Linked DNA regions of Mus musculus: regions 2, 3, 4 and 5 are each linked to region 1. Evidence: chromatin loops called from intact Hi-C (ENCODE). Cell type or tissue: heart. All regions are shown on one strand.

Evidence for each region. A loop is a pair of places that touch in the nucleus more often than their neighbours do. Peaks named below come from ENCODE experiments on the same cell type or tissue, not always from the same donor. Only the 100,000 strongest peaks of a DNase experiment are listed, where the experiment ranks them.
Region 2: it touches region 1 in a loop (12-fold over the local background); 3 of 42 quality-filtered maps call a loop at or near these places.
Region 3: it touches region 1 in a loop (3-fold over the local background); 9 of 42 quality-filtered maps call a loop at or near these places.
Region 4: a loop joins it to region 1, with 3 times the contacts of the local background. A loop is called at or near these places in 12 of 42 quality-filtered maps.
Region 5: it touches region 1 in a loop (2.1-fold over the local background); 9 of 42 quality-filtered maps call a loop at or near these places.

The regions. Positions count from the first base shown.
Region 1 is chr1:138,617,801-138,621,800 of GRCm38, reverse strand. It overlaps Nek7 (NIMA (never in mitosis gene a)-related expressed kinase 7), which reads left to right and starts at 2,044. Exons shown (of 10, transcript NM_021605.4): 1 at 2,044-2,249. In heart, CTCF peaks have their summits at 1,569 and 3,642; DNase peaks (open chromatin) are centred at 1,560, 2,080, 2,520 and 3,650; H3K4me3 peaks cover 2,756 bases; H3K27ac peaks cover 2,671 bases.
Region 2 is chr1:138,345,226-138,349,225 of GRCm38, reverse strand. No RefSeq gene overlaps it. Among named protein-coding and RNA genes, the nearest start is that of Atp6v1g3, 73 kb to the right of the region's middle. In heart, no CTCF peak of the experiment used is centred here; DNase peaks (open chromatin) are centred at 605 and 2,115.
Region 3 is chr1:138,326,583-138,330,582 of GRCm38, reverse strand. No RefSeq gene overlaps it. Among named protein-coding and RNA genes, the nearest start is that of Atp6v1g3, 55 kb to the right of the region's middle. In heart, a CTCF peak has its summit at 2,150 (motif pointing left); no DNase peak of the experiment used is centred here.
Region 4 is chr1:138,504,640-138,508,639 of GRCm38, reverse strand. The region is part of intron 7 of Nek7 (NIMA (never in mitosis gene a)-related expressed kinase 7); the gene reads left to right. Among named protein-coding and RNA genes, the nearest start is that of Nek7, 110 kb to the left of the region's middle. In heart, no CTCF peak of the experiment used is centred here; a DNase peak (open chromatin) is centred at 1,509; H3K4me3 peaks cover 307 bases.
Region 5 is chr1:138,556,612-138,560,611 of GRCm38, reverse strand. All of the region lies in intron 2 of Nek7 (NIMA (never in mitosis gene a)-related expressed kinase 7), which reads left to right. Among named protein-coding and RNA genes, the nearest start is that of Nek7, 61 kb to the left of the region's middle. In heart, a CTCF peak has its summit at 2,107 (motif pointing left); no DNase peak of the experiment used is centred here.

The DNA.
Region 1 (4,000 bases):
GCCATGAAGCCTTTACAAGTAGAAAAAAATAGGACACATTATTACGTAAGTTTAATACTTTGGACATCATATAACACCAAAAGCATTCTTTCTAGATAAAGGCTTTGCAGCCACTAAGCATGTATGAGCTGACTTTTGCCCAATTTGACCCTCACTCAGTGTTCGGTAAGTATAGTGTTTGCTTAGCAGTGTTTGCTTGTAAGTATAGCTTGTACAGACTATTCAGCGTGTAGATAAATTGGCAGTGTGCTTAAATCGGGGTACCTATCAATCTACATTTTCTAAACTGGTAATAGCAAAGCGAATAAGAACAAGCTCTGATCCATCGTCTGGTACCTCGGGTCTTTTAGTTTTTCCTAAAGTTATGCCTATGCATGGAGTACCACTGTGGCTGATTTGGTGTGATGTGACCTATGATATAGGCCAAATGCCAACTTATTGGCTTCATCCTAGCTTCCTCTCATATAGCACATTCAATGCAGCAGAAAACCTTGTTGGCTCTATCATGGAAATGTATCTGGGGTCTGTCTGGTTTTGCTAGCATTCTGGTCTAAGCCTGATCAGAATGTGTTACAGATACCATTATGTTTCCTTTTAAACTTCCAGTTTCTTCACCCTCCACTTTATTCTTCACAGCTCTGTTGTCTCTCAACTTACACCTGCAATGAATTTCCATTTCATTCAGAATAAAAATTAAGAGTTCGAAGTTCCACATCTGATAGTTCACCCTTTCTTACTCCACCAGCCTCTCTCCCTTGCTCACTAAGTTGGATCCTACCTGCATAGGCTTACTGGCTGTTTCTCCAACATGGCGAACCCATGCCTGACAGGGTAACCTTGCATTTCCTGGGTAAAACAGTCTACTTCCTGACAGTCACATGGCTCCTTTTCTCACATCTTCAGGTCTCTGCTCAAATTCCAAGTGACTTTCCCTGATAAACATGTTTAAAGGAGCACTCACACCCCGAGCTTTGTTTCTCTATGAAATAGATATAAAAGACATTAGGTAATTTGGACTTCCTCACTGAAGCTAAGTTTTATGAGAGCAGGGCTCTTGCACGTAGCTGATTGTAGAACTCCACCTGGCAAATCTGTACCGATTAAGCACTTGCCCCAACGTCACCTCTTGAAATTTAATTTTCTTACTAAAATTAACGTTTGCATTCTTTTCTAATTATATTTCACATACTTGCATTCGTGTGTGTGTCACATTGCAGTACGGATGTCAGAAAACAATTTGTGGGTCCTGGGAATCAAACTCCTGAGTCATCTTGCTGGCCCAAACTTTCTAAATCTTGCTTCTATTGTTTTAATCCATTTGAGCTATAATACCGCTTTTTCTTGTTGTTGTTTTTTGGCTCTATTCCCTTGGCAGGGGAACGAAACCAGAAAAAGGCCTACTGATATCAAATGGTTAAGATCTGTGCTCAAGCACGCTGTTGTATGTCATCGTCTGTTTCTAAGGAGAGGCGTTAAGGCTGACTTCCAAGAAAGACCACGATAAGTTAAGCGACTGGCCACTGAATGATTAGCATCTAGGTATGACAGACTCTACACTGCCTCCTAGCTGTTCGCTCCATTCGTTCAAATCTGGTTAGTGGAACAGTAGGAATCAAAGCTTTGCTTTTGAAAAGCTCCATGTACTAGGGAGAGACCCATATTGCAAATATGTGACGTGTAAACGAATTTATCTAATGTAATATTTTTGTAATGCCACTTTGTGAGTGTGCCTGTATCCCAAAGATTCTGCATACCTACCAACTAGTTCAACTTTCGGAAGGGTCCTGAAAAGCTTTCTTAAAACTGGGACGCTAAAGTCTAGATTTGCTTAGCCAGACTCCGGGAAAACTCTCGTTTGCCTGCACTGACACCATGTAGAGGCAGCTTAAACTACTTGGTAAGTGGGATCAAAAAACTCCGATCTGGAGGCAGGGGTCGACCGCCGTAAGCGAGGCACACCCCAGTTCTCGGGAAAGTGGTAGCGTGGGCTCCGGAGCAGGGTGCGGGCGCGGGGAGGGGCCTGCGGCGGCCCGCCCTCTCCTCGGGGATGCCGGGATGTTTACCCTCCTGACAGCCGCGGCCGCCGGAGGAGGAGCGGAGCCGGGAGGATGGGCCGCCGCTAACCTCGCAGTGGGAAGCGCGGGCCGAGCAGGGTGGGAGCCGGCGCCTGCAGTGGCGCGGGGAGAGGCGATCGGCCCCGGATCCCGCAGCCCTGCAGCCCGCGTAGACCGAGCTGCCCCGGCGCCCCGGTGAGTATGTACGGCCCGGCCGGGTGGGGCCGGTGCGGGGAGCGGGCGGGCCGCGTGGGGCCTCGGGCTCTCGTGCCTCCGAGGACCGCCCGGGACGCCTGCAACTGGCGGAGCGTGGTGCAGGCCGCTGGCTGCAGGAGCTCAGAGTCCGGGCGCTTCGACCCCAGGAAGCTCCACGACGGTGGTGGTGGCGGCAACAGGTCTCCGGGCTCCGACAGGAGGAACTCCAGCGAAGACCCGCCTCCGGGCTGAGCTCATTGGTCACCTTGGCTATTTACAGCTCGAGGATTGGCTCAACCGATTCGGCTGCAGCCCAGTTTAGAAAAGTGAAGTTCACGGACCGGGGAGTCAGTCGAGCGTGAGTGGTGGGGTAGTCAGGTCGAGGTCCGATTGAAACCGATCCAGGGCTGGGATGCAGCAAAGTATGAGCTGAGTCCCAGTGGGGCGAAGGTGAAGTTAGGCCGTGGAAGATGCTGCTAAGCAATGTCGATAGCCTCCGCCTGGTGCTAGAGGCCTTGGAAGACCCACAAGAGATACATTTATTGACTCACATACTATACTCGAATAGCCTAAGTCTTTGCCCGCGCTAAACACTAAGAATATATTTACTTTAAAGTAAGATATGTTTTGTGCCCTTTACAATTCTGGTGATGGAACTGAATATAGCAAAAACAATCTAGAGATGTAAAGGACTTTTTTTTCTTTTTGAGATTACTAACTTTAAAGGTTGTAATTGGATTCAATGCCCGCAGTTTATAGAGCATTATTAGGACCACTCTTTAGTTTCTCCTCCAAGGAATCTGCAGTTCCCGGGAGGAACTGACGTTCATGACGGTGTGCTTTGATAGAGTTGCTTTACAGAATAATGTTCCGAATAAGCTTATTATAAATCTGTTCTCTTCTAGACGATGGGATGTTGATGTGATCCAAGAAAGGTTTAGTACTCATACTCAAAAATTTATAGTTTGGGACAACCGGACAAACTCTGAAAATGATGAATAAAAGATAAAGCCTGCAGTGCTTTGTAGCATTTCTCACTAGTATTCATGGCTGCAGTATTTCGTGATGGCCAGTGCACTTTATTGAACTAACATGCAACCTAAGCAGTTATTTCATCTTCACAGCTATCTGCCACCACTCCGAGAGACCCGGACCATAATTTGCTTTACATCCCAAACCGTTGCATCTTCTGCTTCGGCTGGCGAGGGGTAGGGGCGTGTGGAGGGAAACTTTACTTCTTAGAGGGTCAGAAAAATGGATGATGAGAGGAGGGCCTTTGGAGAAAGTGCAGAAGGGACAGACTCTGGGGCGGAGTGGAGGGGAATCTGGACCCAGTGACCATGCAGTCCTCAGATTCCACAGTAAGGTGGGAGTCCCCGCCCTTGAGGGCACTGACAGCCATTGCAGCCAGTGAACGGCGAGGACACCCGGCCCCAGCTCAGGAGGGCGGGTACTTCCTACCGCTGCCCTGAGCTAGGCGAGGGAGGCCAAGTTTGTCTGAGGATGTGGGCCGGTGGAAAGAAGGGTTGAGAGGCTCAGTCTTGTGAAATTACTGCATTAAAAAATAGAGGGAGGGAGCTCTGGTTTTCTTTGAGCCCTGTGCTGACTTTCAAGATTCGGGCTCAGGTTGAAGTCACCGCTTCCACCGAAACCATAGGAGATAAGAAACGAACCTGGTCAGCAAATTAAATATAGTCCGTGACTGACTGGGGCTTTTGCCCGAGATCGCCTGAAACTGAAAACCAAGAACT
Region 2 (4,000 bases), 270 kb after region 1:
TGTTTGTGTTATGATAATCATTTGTTGAAAACAGCAAATATGTCAAAAGAGACCTTATGCTACAAATACTTGCCATAAATGTTGGAAACAGCATAGAGATATTGTTTGATACACGGTATGTTGGCAGTATTGTCTGTCACATGGCTCAGTTGAACTCTGTGATATTTTTGCTTATAAAACTTTGCTAAAGATTTCTGTAAAGTATCTCTTATACCCCCCCTCCCCCGCTCCAGTGAGAGACATGAGCCAAACACTTAGACATTAGGCAGCATACATAAACACATATCAGACAGACTAGGGACAAACCAGAAAGTAGAAGCTACCTAAGACCAATGTATTTTTCCCTGCACAAAGAGGATTTTCTTCCGGTGAGGTAAAGGTGAATGCAGAGTGTTTGCAAAATGCCCTGAGACCGTCAGAGCAATAGCACAAGGAAGTAAGTACCTATCAGATTGGGTATAATACCGTCTTCCCAGGGCAGTGACTTAGAAAGAGAGGGCTTGGGACTGTTAAAGGGGTGTGCGTGGCAGGATGTGGTCAGCTGGCTTTTGTGCTCTTTGTAGACTCTGTGAGTCAAGTGTGAGTCATGTCATGAGAAGTCTGTGTGGAATCTAACGAACAGCCCCAGGGAATGGCAGGAACCCAAAAGCAAAGCGTGTTCATGGGGGAGCTGAGTTCTACTTCTCATGGAGAAGCTAGTGAGTAAGGGCCAGAAGCCTCGCTGTGACCTGTCCTTCATCTGTACAGTGAGCAGATTAACCTCCATCAGCAGGAGGCCTGATGTGTTTGACTTTATGTAAGTGTTGGGAATCAATGAGGAAAATCTAAACAATAGTATCCAGGAGACTAAGCACAGCTCACCACACTGAGGTCCGAGCTAGCTGACTGAGGGGTGTTGACTGTTTCTGAAAAAAAAAATGGTAGTACCTGTAATTATTAACTGATTTATTTTTTTTCTCCCACTAGAGGAGACATCATCACGAAGTAGGAAGATGTAAAGCAATTAGAAATATTCTCTGGCACCGTGTCAGCAGCCCTCCTGGCTCGTCTTCTCTAATTAAATATGAAATGTTGTAAAGTGGCTCATTCTTGCAAGTTTTCTCTTTTATTTCAATGGTGTCCATACACACTAGAAGAAAGAAAAAAAAACCCATAGGCATAAGGGTTCAAATTGACCAATCTGTAGATGCTCAGAATTGAATTTGGGTGAAAACAGTTCTAAGTTTCCAATAATTCAATATATTTCTTTTAACATTAGCTAGAAATGGCCATGTAGTTCAAGATGCCAAATGCACTCAGTATGGAGGGAGGACACTGATTATTTTAATGGATTTGTTTAAAAATGTATAGTGTTTTCTGCTTATTCAGGAAAAAATCTAACGATTTCATTCACTATCAGGAAGAAAAAAAGCAATGCATATGTTATATATTTATATACCCACAATAGATCACAACCACAGAAGTAGTCAATACCATGGATGACAGCTGGACACAGCTACATAACTGGTGAAACAGAATACCCTGCAGAGTGAAGTTGCTCAGACTGGAGACTGATGCTCCTGTGTGAGAATGGCCCTTCCTCCTCCAGTAGAATTCTATTAGCTATAAAATAATTTCTGAAAAAAAATTATGTTTGAAATTTATGGAACTTAAGTTTTTAAAATTTTCCCACTTGCTTTTACATCAAAAGCAAATCATAAGCTAAATTTATTGAGGTTAGATTTTTGAATTTTGAGAGGAGAATACTGCTATGGAGTAAAATTTAGTTTTGTGTAAATCTCAAAAGTTGAGGGGTTATTTTAAAGAGCATGGCTATAAGGAGTGTTCCATGAGCAGTTTGATGGGGAATGCCCATTGCTACATATTGCAGGAGAAAGACTTTTGGAGTTAACATCTGTTTCTTCATTCAACTTTTACCTTAAAAAAAACCAACCCACTAGTTTTCAGAAGGGGAACCAGGACGCATGTGCCTGTGAATTAATGCAACTTATTCTCATCATTCGCTATTGCTGTGAATCTTCCCAAAGTAAGCGAGCATCCACAAGCGCTGAGGAAGAAGTCATAGAGTATCGAGTGTCTTTGTTTTCTTCCACCTAGCTGGAGGAAGGCTGGCAAGCTCTCAGGATCAGGCACTCCCTCAAGATTGCAAGAGCTTCCTGGCTTGATACTGGCCAGAAATAACACCACAGAATGTTTTTTTACAATTCTACTTTTGGGTAAAAACAGGAAAGGGAGAGGCAGGTTGAAATTAAATTTAAAAATAATAAGATGGATATGAGCAGAAAGAAAATATAACCTTTTCTTTTCAGTTTGGGAAAAAATAAAAACGAACTCTGATCATCCAGATTGTTCACTTACGTGCTTTTGAGTAGGGGGATTATGGAGTGCTTTAAACATGTTCCAGGATTTCTCTTTACTTTTTCCCCACACGTGGGCTACTGAGCTAAGCTGACCGTTCCTCACTCACCTCTCGGACCTGGTAGTCACTCCACTGGAAAGACTCTCTGCTGTCTCAAGTGCTCGGTCGGAGCAGGCGAGGTGCTTGCACACTAAAGGGCCTTTGCATATTCTCAGGACTGAAACAATTGTTAATATTTGTAGTTGGCTATTACATTTCCCATCCCCATCCAATCAGTGGTTACTAAACATGGATCATTTATATAACTGCAAATGCTATGCCAAAGCGCTAAATCTAACATTTGACGGGCAGAAAAAAAATATTGTTATTGAGTACAACGTTATTTTTCAAACTCTGAAGGGGATAGCAGAGTAATATGAGGAGAACTCCCGATCTTTTGTCTTTCCATGCTTTCTTTCCGGTGTCCGTTGTCAGAGTGAAGGATAAACATTTTTTCCCCGTTTCAGACTATTGTGGTATCCTCCTGGATTCCCTTTGAAACGGTCCCCACTTCCCTCTGACACCATTGCTATCCTCTACCCAGCAGCGACCGTGGACCAGCAGCGGCACACGGCAGTAAACGCTCAGCTTTTTCTTCAAGGCTTTTCTAATTTTTAATTAAAAAGAAATGCTAGATTCTTGCTGATCACCCAGAGTGTGACTCTCCATGGTTACCTGTCACTCAAAGAGCTCCCGCTCTGAAGAATGCTAATTAGCCCCGCTAAAGCTCTGTAATTGAACTGGAGAGATGACTGAGGAAGTGCAGGTCTGCCTTCATTCAGAGCCCGCCTTGCCATCTAAATGGATGGAGCCATCCTGACAATGTGAAGACATAAAGGGAGAAGAGGAGGAGAAAGAAAAGCAACAACATTCCATCTGCCATTTTTTACTCTTAGTTTTTAAAGTAATTATCAAGATGTAACCTGGATACCGGAGTATGAATAACAAAAAAAAAAAAAAAAAAAAAAAAAAAGGTTTTCTTTAGCCTTCAGAGAATGAGCCTCACGGCCACCTGCTTGACAATGCTCCCTATCGTAGTGAATGCACTGAACTGTATAAAGATGAATCATTTGAAACAAATAGACGCATTAGGACATCAATGTGGATAGCCAGAGTGATGTTAGGCGGATGCTTGGGAGAAAATAGATTTCATTTGAATCGGGGTAGGATTCGGATCTGATAGTTGACCTTGCAGGAATGCTTGGTTATTTTTGGAGTACAGGAACAGAAATCTGTGCCATTGCAATGTCCCTCATACCTACCAGCTTGGTGTTCAGATCCCATCCGTGAGCTAGAAAACCTTAACCCATCACTGAGTTAGAGAAACAAAGCTGGTGTGGACCTGTTCTAAAGTTTTCATCTCCTCTTAGTCTGGTTTTTAAATATTCAAGTGACAAATCTGAAGTCGACAAGGGATAGTCTAGTTGACATGATAGGACAGCCCGTTTAATATTGTCACGGAATTGCGGCTTGGACATGCTAGGACCTTAACATATGAGAATTAAAATATTAGCCACATTGAACTCTAGCAGACTTTATTGGAGCCAAGAACAGTCTGCACACTGGGATCCTGTGATTGAGGGCTGTGCTCATAATCAGGGG
Region 3 (4,000 bases), 290 kb after region 1:
AATTATACCTAATATCATCATCATTACTAATATTGCATCTCTCTTTTCATGACATCCCTGTATATAACAGGTCTCTAACAGATAGCACAGTCCTTCTCACTCCACCTGTCCCAAGACCTCTGCTGGTGTCCATCTGCTAGACTCCTGTCTCAGATCTACCAGTTGGAGGCCAGACCAGTCCATATAATGACTTCCCGGCCAGTCAGGGATACGTAGCAAAATCCTATCTCAAAATCAAGCAAAGCCAACCAGTGAAACCAAGAGAGCATATTTATGTATTATTTATATTACAAAAAAGAAAATAATTCAAAGGTAGTGCAGAGAGTTTACATCTATACCACATCTAATGGTGTCGCCCGTCACTTGGGACAGCTAATGAATAGACATCACTGCGTTATCCAATCAAGTTCATTCAGATTCTTTTTCTTCTGAACTATAGTCCCCCCGCCCATCTCCTGTTCTAGGATCCTATCCAAGACATGTCATTTCTCTATCAAGGTTCCTACACATCCTGCTGGTTGTGAATGCTTTAGCTGTCCATTACAATTGTGAGGAGTTCCCGTCTTTCGTACACTGAACTTCAGGAGGGATTTATATGATATCCTGACTAGCTCTGAATTGTGTGTTTGAGGGGAAAGACTAGTGAGAAGATACAAGGCAGGTTGGCCTGACCTGTCACCACCCCTGCTCACCCGAGTTTTCTATGCCCAACTCCTCTGTCCACACTCTGGGATTTGGAAGAAAGTCGCCATGCACAAAGCACAGTGAATGAGAAGCATTTGTACCGCACACACTGTGAGGTCTGCACCTCTGAGACTGCTCAGGGTTCCTGAACAAGACACTACACACTCACTCATTTCTCCCAGTTCATTCTGCTACTGAGGACCCATCGACACTTATTTTATATTTGGATTTCATCACGTTTTAGATTAAGGGAAAAATCACTGATTGCCTTTTGACCACCCCTCTCATCCACATAGCTCGTGGCATGTGCCACCATAGAGACCACATTCCTGGCATGGGGACAGGTATTCTTAAACACCCACTCTGTAATTTGTTGGTTTCTTAGACTGTTACTTTATCATCTGGAATGCCTTTGGACATACCTTAGAGCTGATTTCATGCCATTGCTTGAATCTTAATTCAGTGACTGGCCTTAAACACCGACTCTTATTCACTTCCTTTGCAGTTTGGGTGTAAATCTCTTCCTTGCAGTAGTTAGCGCACTCCTTGATGTTTGTTTGCCTGTTGGTCTTTGTGACTATGTTGTGAGGTTGGTGGGATTCCAACTATTTTTCCCTCCTTTCTCTTTCAGTTTGAAGCAGTTGTGTGCAGAATATACCTGGTTCTAGGGACAAAGAATATGGCTGTGCTCATCAAGAGAGTTGAGTTTTTAAAGTATTTACTTGAGTCCTTTCTAGAGAAGTGACACACAGGATTTGCCATTCATGGGATATGTACTATGCGATTCTTACTGTTTTGTTTTGTTTTGTTTTGTTTTGTTTTGTTTTGTTTTGTTTTCCCTTCCTGCAAAGATGTTCCTTTTTTGATCATCTGGACTTCCATGCACAGGAGTATCTATAGATCAGGCACTTGTCCAATGACTGGCTAAAATCGAGGACAGGCTTTCCCACAGAGCAGAACTTATTCCCACAGTGACTGTGGTTTCAGTAGTAGTAGACTGCCCTAACCAACTTGACCAAATAGCTACGCTACAAAAGAGGCAGGCAGGAAGTCTAGCAATATAGACATTCACTTTGTGGCACACAAAATACACCCTGTGTTGACACAAACAAACTGCCTTCACCATTTTGACTGTCAAGTAGTCAAGAAAAATATTTAAGTCAGTTTTGAAGCAGTCAAATTGGCCAGCAAGCCTATCTGCCATTCCCCTCTCCTCCCTCTGTATGAAGCCTCCCGATTTCCCTGGCTGGTGTTTTAGAAGCAGACGCGTTTTTCCTGCCAGAAGAGGATGCGTTCTTTCTCACAGAAGCTTAATGAAATAGCTGTTACATCATATAAATCCACTTCCTAACACCCCGTGTCAGACTATCAAATCAGTTAAGGAAAATCCTCATCTTTTTTTCTCTTTGAAATTATGGATAGGCTGGTCGGGTTCCAAATTCAGCGAGTTCATATCGCCATCTAGTGTTCAAAATAGGATTGTCCGCACAAACGAAGGAGAAAATTTTAATACTCCATCCGGCTGCAAAAACCAATCTTATCTGAGTTGTTTGAAAGGTTCACTTGGCTGATCCGGTTTGGTTTGGAGCTACTACTCACAGTTAATTTGATATTTATGTTTTGATAGGACACCACACTACTGAGTGAAATTGTTGATTACAGTTTAGCTTGGAAACATAGCTCAAATCACAATCAGAAACAGTGATGCTTTTTCCCAGTATAAGGACAAATGTATCTCAGATAAAGCCAACTACTGTGGACGGCGAATGACAACGTGGCAACTTAAGACGAAGCAAACTTCTTCCCAGCAGAAACTAGAGGAAGCGAAAATAAGACCTGAGCAGGGGCGCCATCTTACTTTGTGTTTCTGAAACAGTATTTGGGTATTAGGGAAGGAAGATACAAAGCCCAAACTGTTCACTGAGCAGCAAAACACAACTCACAGATAGCAAAGATACTTTATTTCCGCAAGCAAGCAAGCCTCAAGTCTGACTGTTTCAACCGTGGTTGCCCTCAATCCTTGCATAAAAACTGGACTCGTATATCTAGAAACGGATTTGCAGTTGTTGAGGAAAATACACACAGAAGCGTTTTTGATGAAGGCACAGCCTGTGGAATAGTTGTAATTTTAGAACTGGATATGGCAATATTTTCTGTTTCTTCATACACCGAGGAGTTGAAGGCACTGTTAATCCACTTCCGGCCACACTGAGATGGCTCTGGCGTCCCGCTTTACAGTGAGTGGCAGAGCTGATTCTGTCTCAGAACTTCCACAGCACTGCACTCACTCGTTCCCTCCTGGTGGAGTTTTGCAGGCTTGGATAAGAGACAGGAAGAAAAATAGACAGGATGGGAAATGGGCAAACGGGGCGAAAGGAAGAAACACCCCAAGGTGACTCAGGGTGTCTGCCACAGACACATGCTTTATGCAAAGTTTAAATCAAGCCTTTTAACCCATACAGTCCCAGTTCCCTACAGAATGCAAAACTGTTTGCCACTTTTGGCAACAACCTAGCTTTAATGAAGCAACTCTAAACAGACTGTTAGTAAGTAAACTGTGAATAAAAATTGCCGTCGAGTTGATAAAAATTCAGACAGGTGATTTATTATAGGAGTGACTTTGTTTTTGGTTACAACAAATCCTATACGATCCAGTTTTTAAATTTTTTTCTTATCCATGCTGGTTCACTTTGCTAATTGTTTTTTAAACATTGTTAGCTGTACAAATTTGTATTTTATAAATAACTTGCAACAAGTAATTAGCACACGTTGTAATATGATGAAAGATAGGTAACATTTTTGGTTTATGCCCTGTGGACCATTCATCTAGTCACAAGCAGCTTTCTCATTATAAATGTTCTGAGCATGACTACCCTCTGATGAAATCTGTTCCTTCCCCCTCCCTACCCCAGACTCACATTTCCGTGGATGGGAAAGCTGGCTTAAAACTGAACTATTTATGACTTAATCTACCTGCACTTTGAGCTCTTCAGGCCTTATTGGTAAGCAATCACAGTGCCTCGTGGCTCAAGCTTGGTGACAGAAATGATGAGGCTCACGCTGACAGCCCTGCCTGGCTGCTGCTGGCTGCTGCAGTGTTCCTTGCCCTTGGCAAAGAGTTCTACAAAGAGCAAGAGAGAGGGAGTACCATACACCCTGTTTGCCAGTTTGCATATTTCCCCACACTCTCACAATATAGGTAGCTGTGGGCAGAGCTTGCAGCTTTGCCATTGTTTCTGGCTTTGAACTGAGTGTTTTGTTCCAGGCCATTTTATTGGGTGGGTTCCTGTGGGCATTATTTTAAGTACTGGAGAAA
Region 4 (4,000 bases), 110 kb after region 1:
CACACACCGTCGTTCTGTCCATCCATCCATTGTGCTTTTGGTGAAAGAATGGTTTAATAGTATTATCTTAATTATTGAAAAGGAGTGATTTTCTTTCTTTTTTTTCTTTTCTTTTCTTTTGGGGGGAGGACAGGGGGGGTAGTGACACAGGTTTGTGATATGTAAATAGTTATTCCAAGAAGTTGATATTCAGGCCACGGGGCCTTCTCACTTCATCGGCAGATATGTTTCTCAGGGTCTTACCCTTTCATGCTCTGGGATAGAGGAAAAGAGAGGGGGGAAAAAAGCAACAGGAGAAAAGCCCAATTTGGAAAATCAATCCAAGATACAGATCTCACCACATTGCATGCTCCGGTATGTCATTGAGGTGGTTATCTGCTGCTTGAGGAAGTGTACTTACTAATACATAACTGCTGCGGCGAGAACACAGAGCAGCAGGGTGCACTGACGTTTGCATGGGGCGTGTGTGCCTTCATAATGACCCCAGGAGAGGAATGATGGAGAGGAGTTTTCTGCGTGCACTTTCGTAGTTGGTGCATGCATTTGTTCTGTATTCTAAAATGAGATGGATTTTTAAATCTAACTTGACTGCACCAATATTGGTGTCTATGCCAGACAAAAACTTGAACCCCCCTGGGAGAAACTGTGTTGCTGTTGTGTCATAGGACAGCCTGAAGTGGTGTTTATCTTTCAAAGGGAGACGGGCATCTCTCTGGTTCTGTGATGCTATGGGCAGAGTAAATGCATGCTTAGCGTTCGGGAATTTCACACTGGAGTCTCTGGAGTTTACCATTCGTGTTTCCCACACTGTTTCCAAGCGTGAGGCATCCTCTGATTTCAGCTCAGAAAATGAGTGTCTCTGAAGAAGGCATTACCACAGGTTCCTGTCTGGTGCCAGGTGCCACCTGTGGCCACGCACTTGTTGTCCCCACACCTTTCCTGGCTCCTCTCCATGAGTCCGTCTTTGCTGTGCCCTCGAATTGTGCGGGGCGGTGTCGGGTGTAGAGGCAGCATATGTTCTGCCAGTCCTCGAGGCCACCTCCACTGGTTTATTTTTAACTTCCAGTCCTTTCTCGACTTAAGTAATTGCTCCTTGAAGAAGCTATTATCTGTTTGAAGCTCTGCACATTTAACCTCTCAGCCACCATAACAAGTGTTTAGTTAAAACAACCACAGTACTGTAGCATAGTACAATTTGCATGTGCAGCCCTCTGCATTTCCAGCTTTTTCTGCCCGTTTCTCTTCTTTTGTGGTTTGGGGAGGTATAAACATTTTTAGTTACGGTTCACAGTCATCAGTTTAATGAGGTAACTGTCTGCTAAATGGACTTGAATTCCAGGCTGCCAGGGTGAGTCTTCTATCCTTGGCAACTTGCCTGACCAGGCAGACCTCTTTACTGATTGAAGTACGGCATCTCAGACAGCTCCTTGAAACAAGCCCTGCGTGGCTCTACTGTGGACCCAGAGCTTTAAGGATCTGCTCTGTTTAATTCCCATCTCTCAGACCTAGAACAGTGTGTGCCACAGGCAGCACCTGAACATTTGCTAAGCCAGTCAGATGACACACACAGTGACTTTGGATACTGGACACACAGTGCAGTGTCCAGAACAGAGAAGCAGTGAAATCCACTGGGTCTTCCTTCCGTGGTGTCCAAAGTGTCATCAAGAATGCCTGGCAGAATACAGATTTTATTTTCTGAATGTCTTTTACAGAAGAAATACTGATCCAGATATCCCAAGTTGACCTCAGATTATACTCGTAATAATGAAATAAATTTGGTCTCTTTCCATTCTGTCTGCCAGCAGCATTTCTGGCTGACTCATAAGTACAAAGGAGGAAATTAAAAAAGGAAATGAGTGCTTTGTCTCTCATTTATGTATTTAAATCAAACTATGGTTAAGTTGACTTGTGTCTTTTAGCTTTCCCAGCAAGGACTGTTCAAGGCATTCTCTTCTGCAGTTCACTCTGACTCTGAGAATAAAGAAGCAGCCTTGCTGGGCTGAATGGGCTTATTGCTCTTAGAACAGTCTCATTTGGCTGACCTAGAGAACAGCTCTTAAAAAGCACCATATCGTTTTTTTATCGTCTAATTTCCATATGGATTTTTAAAGAGTTTTTAACCCACATCTTAGAGATAGCTCATTTTACAAGCTATCCGTTCTCATAGTTAAGGAAAATGAATAAAAGTAGGCCAAGGAGGACCAAGCCAAAGATCTCAGTGGGTAAGCGTGCTTGCAGCCATGCCTGGCTGGCCGACTTCAGTCCCAAGACTCAACATGGTGGAAGAAAAGAATGAGTTCCTTCAAGTTGTCCTCTGATTTCCACATGTGCACTGTGATGTGTGTATATGTACACACACATACACACACACTCACACACACTCACACACACACACTCACACATACACATACACTAGATGAGTGAAAAGAAGAGAGTATAGCTAGAGGCAAAGGATGAAACACATCCCCAGCTTTTGACCAGTTCTTTGTTGCTTCCTTGATTAAAAGCACAAAGACAGAATCCAGCATCCGATCGTATAATAAAGTAAATTTCCTTATGCTAGGTTTTCTCTTTGTCCAAGTCTGCGGAGATTAAAGTGCTAAGTTTTTTAGCTAACTAACCTATTGAAAACATTCTGCATTATGGTTCATGCTAAAGAAATGTCCCCACGTTAGTTACAGCTTCCAGGATAGCACCTTGACAGCAGGATCCGTTGACATCCTTGAGCTTATTGTGAAACTTCTAAAAAACCTAGTCACTTTATTCAGAGTAAATTTTAAGGAGTATTTACTTTTTATGAAGTATGTACCATGTACGACACTTCTCATACAGCTAGGTCAGCTTGTGTCAGGAAAGGGTTTCATTTTTACAGTTGAAAGATTGTCATGGTACACTATTAGTGTAGATTAAAGAAAGGTCAGATAACATTTTCAGTTGTTGGCAGTTTTCTTCTGAAGCCGAGCCTTTTCATTTGAAAAACAAAAAACAAAAACCATCCCTCCCCTACCTACGTCTGTTACTCATGTCAGGAGGCTGAAAAGGCATAAGCATCTCCTCTTGCAGAATGCATTCTCATCTTGCCCATAACCATACATTCTTGGAAGATAAGTAGAGTTGTGCATCACGCTGCCTTGGGTGCCTCCATATGTCACAGTCTGCCTGATTGCTTTAGTATCTGGTCCTCTCACTCCATGATTCTCTTTCTTTGTACAGATGTTTAAAAAGTCACAAATTCTTCAGGCAACAGTCAAAAAAAAAAAAAAAAAAACCAACAACAAAACAAAACCAAAAAAAAACAGCTGCTATGGAGTTTATAGAAAAGATTTTAGGAAATAATTATGTCTCCACTAAGTTGAAATATTGAAAGCACAGCAGTACATTTAAATGCACTGCAAATGTTCGTAAGCCCTTTAAAAGCGTAGTTCTGTCTGTTTGAAAGAGAGGATAAGGATGTCTGTGATGTGATGGAGCAGGGCATCTTTGCTCAGCTCAGCCTGCAGTCCAGGTGGATCCAGAGCTGAGGGGCACATTAGGGAACATGTTGGAGAGAGACTCCATCCGGAGGCTCCCTCTCAGGCCTCTGGTCACCAGGGACTATACATCTGCCCATTTGCCAGTAGTGTGGAATGCAAACTTCTCTGCTGACTGTTGGAAGTGTGCTGTGGAAGGAGGTGGGTAGCATGCTTGGGTCTGTGCTGTAATATATTCTCAGGAAGCCTTTGCGATAAAACATGCAGGAACAGTTGGAAGGTGCTCATTGTTTAGATGGAGAACCAGCATTTAAAACCATAGTGCAGGGTCTGTAACTTCACGCTGACCCTCAGCAGCAGCGCTACCGAGGATGTTCCTCTCCACTAAATCGTCATTTAAAGTGTGGTTTGGAGCTCCTCGTCATTCTTTCTCTGTGCGTCCTTCACTTGCGGGGTGCTGTCGGTGAGCTGGGCTGCTGTTTCGGTGAAGGTGTTATGCTGGGCTGAGGCTAATCTCTGTAAAGTGTTAG
Region 5 (4,000 bases), 61 kb after region 1:
TGTTTCGTTTGCTCATGTGGGCATTTTCCTTAGCTCTTCTTATTAAGCTAAATCTTGTGAGAAAGGATACATTTACTTTGGACACTGCTGAGCTCTTATTTTTTTTTTACTTGTAGTAAGGCTCAGGTAGATACAGAGTTGAAGCCAATCAGGATGCCCTTAAAAGGACCATGTTTAATCATTCTCAAATATATATATTTAATATACGTTGTGTTGCTATGTTCTCTGTACTTGAGTTTTCAGTGTTGAGAAAAACCATTTAGAGCAAGAATACTTTTGCTTTCAGGATTGGCTCTATCAAGTCTATCTGTAACTTTGTAACGGTCTTAAGTTACACGATCAAGATTGTTATAAGCAAATGGTATTAGCTCTACCTAGTTTAATGCCATCTCATCCGATGATGAGACACTGAGACACCATTATTACACCGTTCCTAGCAAAGACAATAAAAGAACACCTCTAAAAATTAGGGAGTTCATGTTGTGATTCTGAAGTTCACAGTTTTGGCTGGTCCTGTGCTTCAAAGAAAAAAAAAATCCCCTTTTTTTTTCTTTTTTTTTTTTTTTTTTTTGCCTCCTACTGACTTGCCAACCAAGAAAGGTCGGGGCGGCAGTAGGAGGCAGAAATGAAAGTAATTGTTTTCTTATGAGACACTAGGCTGCCACACAGTCTAAATTTCAAAATCATAGACCGGTTCTGCATCTCTTTTCACACCAGTCCTTTCGTTTCTGCCTCCTGCTGTTGCTCCTGTGTGGGTGGACCGACCACTTTCCCTGTTGGAAACAGGCAAGTGTCATCCCAGGCTTGGCTGCCTTGTGGCAGGCATATGGGGGGAAGGGAGGGGCTTTCCCCTTTCCTCCCCTCTGCCTTCAGACTGATGGTGTGAGACAGCGAAAGAAAGATTACCTGACAAGAGCTTATAGGCGTTATTGCTTATTAAGTCTTTGAGAAATGTTCCTGCTCTCCGTAGCATTTTAAAAGACAGGGAAGGACAGCCTGGGCTTAGGGTTGACAACCTCCCTTTGTTTTGTTCCACACCATTGGTCTGAATAATGGGGGTGATATGGTAACATATGGTTAGCCCAGTGACCCCTTCACTTTTGTAATGCTAATGGCAGCGTGGACACAAACAGAAACCTAAAGAAGTCAGCCTTCTGTGTGTCGCATGGACACCAGGTCTGATGGAGTGATGAGCAGTGTATGTTCTTAGCATGGCTCTCCTCTTCCTTACTCGAGAGGCGCCTATAAGCCCACACATAGCCTGGGACCTGTGCTTGCATTTTTAGTATGGTATGAAGCCCTTTGTGTTTAAGGTTTAGAATATGGAACTTGTGTGTTTTTATTTATTTATTTGTTTATTTGTTTATTTGCATTGCTGCTTCTCTAGTGAAGTTAAGGCAGATTTTTTTATTAGCTTTCTTGTTCTTCCCCCCTAGGTGGTACGCATTACCATCTAGAGAGCAGTGACTGGACATTTTATTTGATTCTTCTGTCTTTCATTACTCAGGTCTCTTGTAAGACAGTAGATTTCCCTTTTCCTCCTTTAATTCAGACTGTAAAAAACGTGGGGACAGAAAAGGTAAAATACTACAGGAAGATGACTGTTAAACAATGGAGTGTTATATTTACATTTTGGTAGAGGTTTATGACAGTTTGTGGCTATTTTCATTTTTAGATTTTAAATGAGGAGGGTTTAATGTTGCAAAAAATATGCATAATGTTGCATATTTTAATTCTAAAATTATATAACAGTAATCAGAGTGCAATGCTAAAAATTTCTAGGGATATTAATTTAAATAATGATCATAGGCTTGAGTTGTGGGGATTTCTACTTTTTTTTTTTATAATTTGAAATATTGTAATATCTGGGCTGTCTGTGAAAGAACATACACCAGAACTACATGTAAGAAACAGCCTGTACTTTCACAGTTTGCAGAATATGACGACACAATCTTAGAGTCACTAGACATTCTTTTATGCTTCCTGGCAGCACCAACTAGTATCCACTTAGGATGTTGAATGTATGAAGTGAGCAGGATGCTGGAGTTCCAGTGCCCCTTGCTGCATGCTCAGGAGCTAACGGACTGTGGGCAGGAGGAAGGTAGCCCCCTGGTGGCTCACAGTGTGCAAAAGCGTTTGCCCACAATCCTCACACTGCCTTCTCCTCTTTCTAGTTTACCTGCCAGTTATTCTCTGAGCAGTAAGGTTTATTGCTTGCTTTGATAAATTCATGCTGTGAGGGTATTTTTAATAGGCACTGAATAGACCTTATACTTTGGGAAGTGTTTATAGCAATTTAAAGGTGATGTAGTCTTTTTCTAAGTGTTCATGTCATGTAGGTTTTGTGGATATAGGCACAGGGTGGTAAGCTGTGACTAAAGCTTTGAGGAAAGTTTTGCTTTGTGAGCCATAACTGAGCATCGTGGCCTGATCCTTCAGTAAAGCCTGGGCTTTCTCCCTAGTCACAGATTTAGTCTGGAAGATTCCACCCATCTGCCTAAGCGTCCCTTCCTTCTTGTTCTTCTTTCCTGCAATCCTAAATGTATCATCCCCTGACCTCACTGTCAGCTGGCAGGTCCTGAAATATCACACATTTCTCAGCTAGAATCCATGCACAGCAAGTCTGCCTCTAGTTACCGGATGTACCTACTGAACCGCTCTCACCTGCCGGAATTCTCACTAGAGTCAGACCCTATACGATCCCCTACTCAGTTCAGACTTTTCTAGAAAGTGATGTTTATATTAAGTCTCCATCTTCCTTTTCTTCAGTTTACAGTGTGTAAGCTTCTCCCCTTCCTTACCATGTGAGCTACGTGGGCCTCATCTTACTATCTACATTGGGAAATAATTGACCATCCTCTAATCCTTGAAACCCTTCCTTCTCCTGCCTTCCACACATCTGTTTTTTCCTCTGGTTTTACTGTCCTCCCTGCTGTCTGTCCTCCCTTTGCCTGCTGTCACCTCACCTTCAACCATCTTAATAATGGATTCCCTAAGGCTTAGTTCTTATATCTCTTCTTTGCCCATTTGTATTCATTACACGGGCTCTATTCCATTCTTAAATTTCATATACATGGCTCTCAAGAGTCATCTGAATGTGAATTCTGCTTCTCCCAAGTTCATATGCCCAACACCCTTCCCAGTGTGGGACTGTCCGTCATAACCACAGTGATCTCAAGTTGGTCCTCCCTCTACCTACCCTATCCTCATCTTCTGAAACCAGTTCTTGGCCAGCCCATCCTTTTTGCAGCTGAGGCTGAGACATCCCTGGCTTCTTCCTTTTTCTCTCACTATGCCTGACTTATCAGGCACCACTAGCTGTATGTCTAAAACATTTTTAGAACTGGGAGATTTCTTACCTCTTTCATTCCCTCCAGGGGCTCTGTTGCATTATAATGGCTCCCTCAGTGGTCTTGCTGCCTGTCCTCCTCCATCTCTTCCAGGACAGCATGAAGTTGTGCTTGTCTAAGATGTAATTTCTCATTTACTTATCCATCATTTTCATATATATATATATATATATATATACATATATATATATATATATATGTATACACACACACACACACTTCAGATATGTGTGTATGACCTTCTTTATTCATGAAGTGAAAACTGAACCTTCCTAATCATATAATACGCATTTGTTGTCATACTTTTTTTCTATAAAATCTGTTGTTTTATCATTGTCAACTTTGCCGTTAGTTTTTCTTGTTTTAGACTGTAATCTGTGTTACTAGTCTTATGGTACACACAGTAGACAATCAGTATATTTTTGAACAAATACAAACTTGGTTCCAAATCAGCCCATCTTTTTTCTTTTCAAATATCACCTTTAAATGTTTTATACATACTATATATTACACAATTATCTTCAGAGTTTCCTGAATTATATATCCAACTTCTCACATTCTCCACATTTAATGTTTTTGTTTTTGCAACTATGACCTTTCGAGAGAATAGCTTCACTCCTAGTTGCTTCTGTCCAGTAAGAATCTCTTTT